Linked DNA regions of Homo sapiens: region 1 is linked to region 2. Evidence: chromatin contacts called from ENCODE Hi-C or POLR2A ChIA-PET data. All regions are on one chromosome and are shown on one strand. Each heading gives the region's core, a stretch centred on a gene start or an enhancer-like site at or near the end of the contact. The rest is flanking DNA. Distances are from core to core; before and after follow the strand shown.

Region 1 (2,700 bases), core at 71-2,570, 7.2 Mb after region 2:
TAGCCCAACAAGCAAGGTCCCCAGGAGCCTACTTTATCCTCAAGGAATCTGCTTAGTCAATTGACGTATTCACAGGGCTGGAGAGGTATGAGTGGTGGTTACCTTCGTGCCAGAGCAGAACATGCCTTGTAGTTACTGCCATATTCTAGCCAAGTTACTCCATTTACTGTTCCTTTGTTCCTAAATTAACAAGGAGAAAAGACTGTGTGTTCAACACATGACCACAATAGAGAGGTTATTTAGAGAAAGCTTAAAATGTACTTGTGTTTTCTGTACTAGGCCTAGGGCACCCCAGTTATGAAGCCTTGGCCTGAGTTTCTCTCTAGACGGTGCTGAATTGCCATCTAGTTACCTATTCTGACACCAGGAACATGATTCTTCAACAAACATTGACGGAAGCTTACATGGGACCGGATCACAGCGCTGAGAAGCACTGGGGCTAAGGGGCGGCACAAAGTCTAGATATGGTGGCAGCACCTGCTCATAATGAAATGCCCACAGTTTAGTGGAACACAGCTGCTATTACTCACCTGTCTATCATTTTGTTTGGGAGAGCCCTGGTGGGAGAGGAGTATGGTATTTAATATTTAATTGAGCAGTTATATGTGAAAGAGCGTTTTCACGAGACTTAACTCCTTTCATCCTCAAATAACCCTACAAGGCGGGTACTATTCTATCCCTATGTTACAGATAAGGAAACTGAGGCAGAGAAGTTGCGTGCTTCATCAAGGTCACACAACCACTCCGTGGAGGCAAGTTGAACACAGGCTGTCCGGCTTCTGAGAGCCAGTGGAGAGGAGGGAGACGGTGGGAGACGGGCAGGGGGAAAAGGTGGAAGTAGACCCGAAGGGCAGGCTTGATCTTCATAAGAGAAAACAGTACTAACACCATCCACTGATTGACTCGCATATTTCCATCACTTAAAGCTCCTGGCGTCACTGCCAGGAATGGAAAGTTAAAAAACTCCCAGCTCTGTAAGGTTCTGCCTGGATCCTGAAAAAAACCTTCCCACATGCCCCGAGGAAACTCGAGGGCTCGCTTCTTTCTCACATCCCTGGCCCGGGGCACCGGAGGTCCCGCTCCGGCGGAGGAACTACAACCCCCACAGCACCGCGCGCGAAGCTGGGCCCCCCTGAGGGAAGGGTAAGGTGTCCCGAAGGTGCCTTCAGAAAAAAATTACGTACGTTTTTCGTCGCTTTCCCACGATCACACAGATCTCAGGTCCAGGAGGACGCATCGTCTTTTTAGTAACAGTGCATGCTGTGAGGCTTGTAGAGTCGCCTCTCTCTTCAGGCGCAGCAGAGGGCGGCCGCAATAGTACGCTCGCGCGGCGGTGGCGGGTGGTGGTCCTTGGACCACGCGGTGGGCGGAGCCAGCGGCGACGGCCTCCCCTCCCCTCCGGACGCAGGCCGGAAGTACGTGAGAGGAGACTTCCGGCCACTGCGTTGTAGTCGGCCCGGCTGCAAAGCGTTTTTCTGCAGGCTGTTTTCCCAGGTTCCCTCGGCCTGTACCTCGCGCACTCCTCTTGCTCCAGGTCCTTCAGTCTCCGCTCGTCTCACCGTAGGCTGTGACGACATGAGCAACAAAGAAGGTGGCGTCCTTAACAACACGGGGCGTTATTTATCCGGAGGGGGAGGTTCTCCAGTCTTTCTATGCAGTTTTCCCCTTTTCACCCTTGAAGGATGCCTTCGTCCCTTGTAGACTCGGGGGCGGCCCCTCTGTTTCTCTCCCCGGCCAGATCGGCCCTGTTTACACCTCCTTTTTTCTTAAATTTTTGAGGTGTGATTTTATCCTAGTTCAGTAATTGCTGTAATGCCAGATCATAGCACCAGTTGGTGGAAACTTGGATGATTTGCTTGGAAAGGCCTGGGCAGCGTCTCTGTCAGTCTGCGGAGAAAGCCTCTAAGGCGAGGGCCCTGTGGGTATCTGGTTTTAAAGCAAGGAGTAGGTTTGTCTATGTTGTGTTTTGCAAACTCTTGGTGATGGAAGATCCCTCTCTTTTTTTCTTCTCTATATAAGGATCAGGAGGGTTCAGGAAAAGGAAGCATGACAATTTCCCACATAACCAAAGAAGAGAAGGGAAGGATGTTAATTCATCTTCACCCGTGATGTTGGCCTTTAAATGTAAGTTCTCTGCAATGTAAGTTGAAGAAGGGGAGAGAACAAAATTATTTAGCCATGGTTATGCGCAAGAAAACAGTCCCTAAGAATTTAATGTGAAACTTTAGCTGGAGGTTTTGTGATGGCGCTAGATGTACCCTAAAAGTCTGGATTACAAAGGCCTTCACTTTTATGTCCCATTAAGAGAAATATTAGTAATCAGGTAAACATGACTTAAACACAAGAAACAGTAAACATTAATTAATATTTGACATGTCACATACTCAAGAATTGTGTACCTGATAATATTTACTCATCTGTTATATGCTAAAATATATTTTCATTTAGTGTGTATTTGTTTCCTCTACTAGACTTGAAGACAGGGACGGTATCTTTGTTTTAACTGTAACACTTAGCACAGAGTGGGAGCTTGTATCTATTAGTGAATCTCGCATATCTATATACACATATTTTCACAGTCCCCTTTTCTCAGCATATTAACTTGGACAAGTTATTCCTCAATTCAAAACAAACACAAAACAAAATCCTCTTCCTTTTGTCCCTGTCTATCCACTATCCTGTACCTTACGTTTCTGTGAT
Region 2 (2,700 bases), core at 63-2,562:
TCTGTCTCTTCATCTTATCACATAGGCATTTTATCATCATACATCATCTCAAAAAGAAGGGTCAGTACAATAAGATATTTTGAGACAGAAAGACCACATTTACATAACTTTTATTACAGTATAATTGTTCTATCTTATTATTACTTGTTAATCTCCTACTGTGCCTGATCTATAAATTAAGCTTTATCATAGGTATGTATATATAGGAAAAAACATAGTACACATAAGGTTTGGTACTATCCATCGTGTCAGGCATCCACTTGGGGGTCTTGGAAAGTAGCCCCTGCAAATACAACTGTATTTGTTAAATGAATGAATGGATGAGTAAGACATCGTATTCACTTCTTAAAGATCTTAAAATCTAGAGAGGAGAGAAACATTGCTGTAGGAGAGGATAAACAAAGGACTGTGAAATCTCTGGAGAAATTGAAATCAGGAAGGGAAGGGCAAATCGCAAAAGTCAAGCCAGGAGCATTAAGTTAGATTTGTGCTTTGAGATGAAAACCCCTTACAAATCCTAAGTCAGGGAATGCAATGGTTCTAGAGCCAACTCTAAAGAAAATTTCACACATGGGAAATACATCCTACTGGATATCCGGATTAAAAGCGTTCAGTAGAGACTGGTGCAGTGGCTCAGGCCTGTAATTCCAGCACTGTGGGAGACTGAGGCAGGCAGATCGCTTGAGCCGAGGAATTCGAGACCAGCCTGGGCAACATGGCAAAAACCCCATCTCTATTAAAAATACAAAAAATTAGCCAGGCGTGGTGGTACATTCCTGTAATCCCAGGTACTCAGGAGGCGGAGGTGGGAGGATCACCTGAGGCCAGGAGGTAGAGGCTGCAGTGAGCTGTGACCATGCCACTGCACTCCAGCCTGGGCGACAGAGTGAGACCCTGTCTCAAAAAATAAAATAAAATGAGAAATAATAAAATAAAATTAGCTGGGCATGTCGGGAGGCTGAGGTGGAAGGATTGCTTGAGCCCAGGAATTCGAGGTCATAGTGAGCTCTATCACGCCACTGCACTCCAGCCTGGACGACAGAGCAAGACCCCAGCTCTTTAAAAGAAAAGCGTTGAGTAAATACTTGTTGATTAATTCCATTTCTGGAAATAATCGGATTTATGAAAGAGGCCCTGCCCACCTCTTTGATATGGACTTGTACTAATGAACTACAATTCCCAGCATGCGTCAGAATTAGGGCCGTAGAGTTTTTTAAAATATGGACTACAACTCCCGGCATGCCACACCAGGATTCGAGGACCACACGCCTCAGCCAGCCCCGGCAAGGGCCTATCAGGGGTGGGTCGGGGCATCCGAGCGGGTTTGACGGAAGGAGCGGCGGCGACGGAGGAGGAGGATGGAGGCGGTGGTGTTCGTCTTCTCTCTCCTCGATTGTTGCGCGCTCATCTTCCTCTCGGTCTACTTCGTATCCTTGCCTGAGGCAGGCGAACGCCTTGCCGGGGGACACGGCTGAGGGTGGGCCAGTTGGGCACCCGGGCAGGTGTGTGGGACTAGGGAGGCGCCCGGCGGCGGGCGTGGGCTCCCTGGGAGCTGGCCTGGCCGGGGCGGTGGCGCGGGCCCCGGAGCGGGTAGGAGAGGCTGGCTGCCCTACCCGACGGGCCCTGCTGCCCTGCACGCACTTGCCCTGCCTGGGTTGCCGGCCGCCCCTCACTCGGGTCCGAGTGGGCCTCTCCGGGCGCGCCCCGTCTCGGCCTGCCCGCCTGCTCTCCGCTCGTCCCCGCGGCGCCCGGACCAGCCCTGCCTGAGCCACGGCCGCCCTCGGGAGAGAAGCGTCGCTGTTTTTCTGGGAGAGGCCCTGCGCCGTGCTCTTCGTCGGATATTGGGGGTCCCAAGGGCGGTCGCTTGCGACAGTCGGGTGCCGGGATAAGTGCGGGCCATTTGCCTCCTCCTGTTCCCCACGCAACACCCCCGGCACCCGCCCCTTTGTTCTGGCGGGTGTTAGTACTTGCAGGGACCTTTCACATCCAGGAGTTGACTCATTCGCCAAAGGAGCGAAGTTGCTTCCTTCACTGTGCCGTTTTGTAGTGAGTGTTGGAAAGGAGTTGTTTTAACAACTGTCTACAAAGTGATTATTTTGGTTGTCCCCGGTGGTTGCAGATCTGTAAATTCAATAACTACATCTGCTGTAGTTCCCAATCGTTTCTCAGCTTTTAAATTTTTCTATCGATCCATGTTAAAACTTAAGTTGCAGTATTCAAACTGTTTTCCAGAGCAATAAATGGTGGTTGAATTTAGCACTGCAGTAGCCATGTCGGCTACAACTCTTCCCATCTCTTGACAAAGCATCTAGGCTTAGTTGTTGCCCAATGTTGTATTGCACCATCCAGGTTTAAGTAATTAAATATAAGAAAAAACGTATGAGGAACTCCGCATTTCAGCTTCCTTTCTTGGAAATCACATGTACCTGTTTCTGATCGGATTAAACCATTTGTTTGCTAGAGCATGCGGGCTTTAGGATAGTCGTACAGAGTATATGTTCAGTGCAGCTTCATTTTTCATTGTGGACTGGCATCCTGTTGTAGTGGAAAGGGACAAAATTTGGAATCAGATTTCCTGGTCAGCTAGCTCTTTGCTTGCACATTATTTCCCTAAGCCTCAGTTTTCTGATCTTTAAAATAGGAAATGTTTATTTCCTAGATATGCACAATGAGAATGGTGCTGAGCACCCTAGCACAGTG

The links. A loop is a pair of places that touch in the nucleus more often than their neighbours do. ChIA-PET counts read pairs that join two places held with the same protein, here RNA polymerase II (POLR2A). Pooled maps may share reads with other maps.
Region 1: a map of B cell shows a loop between it and region 2 (28-fold over the local background). The contact joins the promoter of TSNAX-DT here to the promoter of CNIH4 in region 2. A Hi-C loop is called at or near these places in 1 of 168 maps with a recorded cell type or tissue (B cell) and 5 of 50 pooled maps. POLR2A ChIA-PET finds 5 or more read pairs at or near these places in 1 of 52 experiments (activated naive CD4-positive, alpha-beta T cell).

The regions. Positions count from the first base shown.
Region 1 is chr1:231,527,236-231,529,935 of GRCh38, forward strand. It overlaps TSNAX-DT (TSNAX divergent transcript), which reads right to left and starts at 1,321. Exons shown (of 3, transcript NR_173106.1): 1 at 1,185-1,321; 2 at 103-180. It overlaps TSNAX (translin associated factor X), which reads left to right and starts at 1,434. Exons shown (of 6, transcript NM_005999.3): 1 at 1,434-1,591; 2 at 2,020-2,124. The coding sequence starts at 1,576. It overlaps TSNAX-DISC1 (TSNAX-DISC1 readthrough (NMD candidate)), which reads left to right and starts at 1,418. Exons shown (of 16, transcript NR_028393.1): 1 at 1,418-1,591; 2 at 2,020-2,124. RefSeq lists enhancers at 701-1,522, 991-2,190.
Region 2 is chr1:224,355,567-224,358,266 of GRCh38, forward strand. CNIH4 (cornichon family member 4) reads left to right here and starts at 1,313. Exons shown (of 5, transcript NM_014184.4): 1 at 1,313-1,427. The coding sequence starts at 1,359. RefSeq lists enhancers at 966-1,105, 1,663-2,163 and a silencer at 1,386-1,755.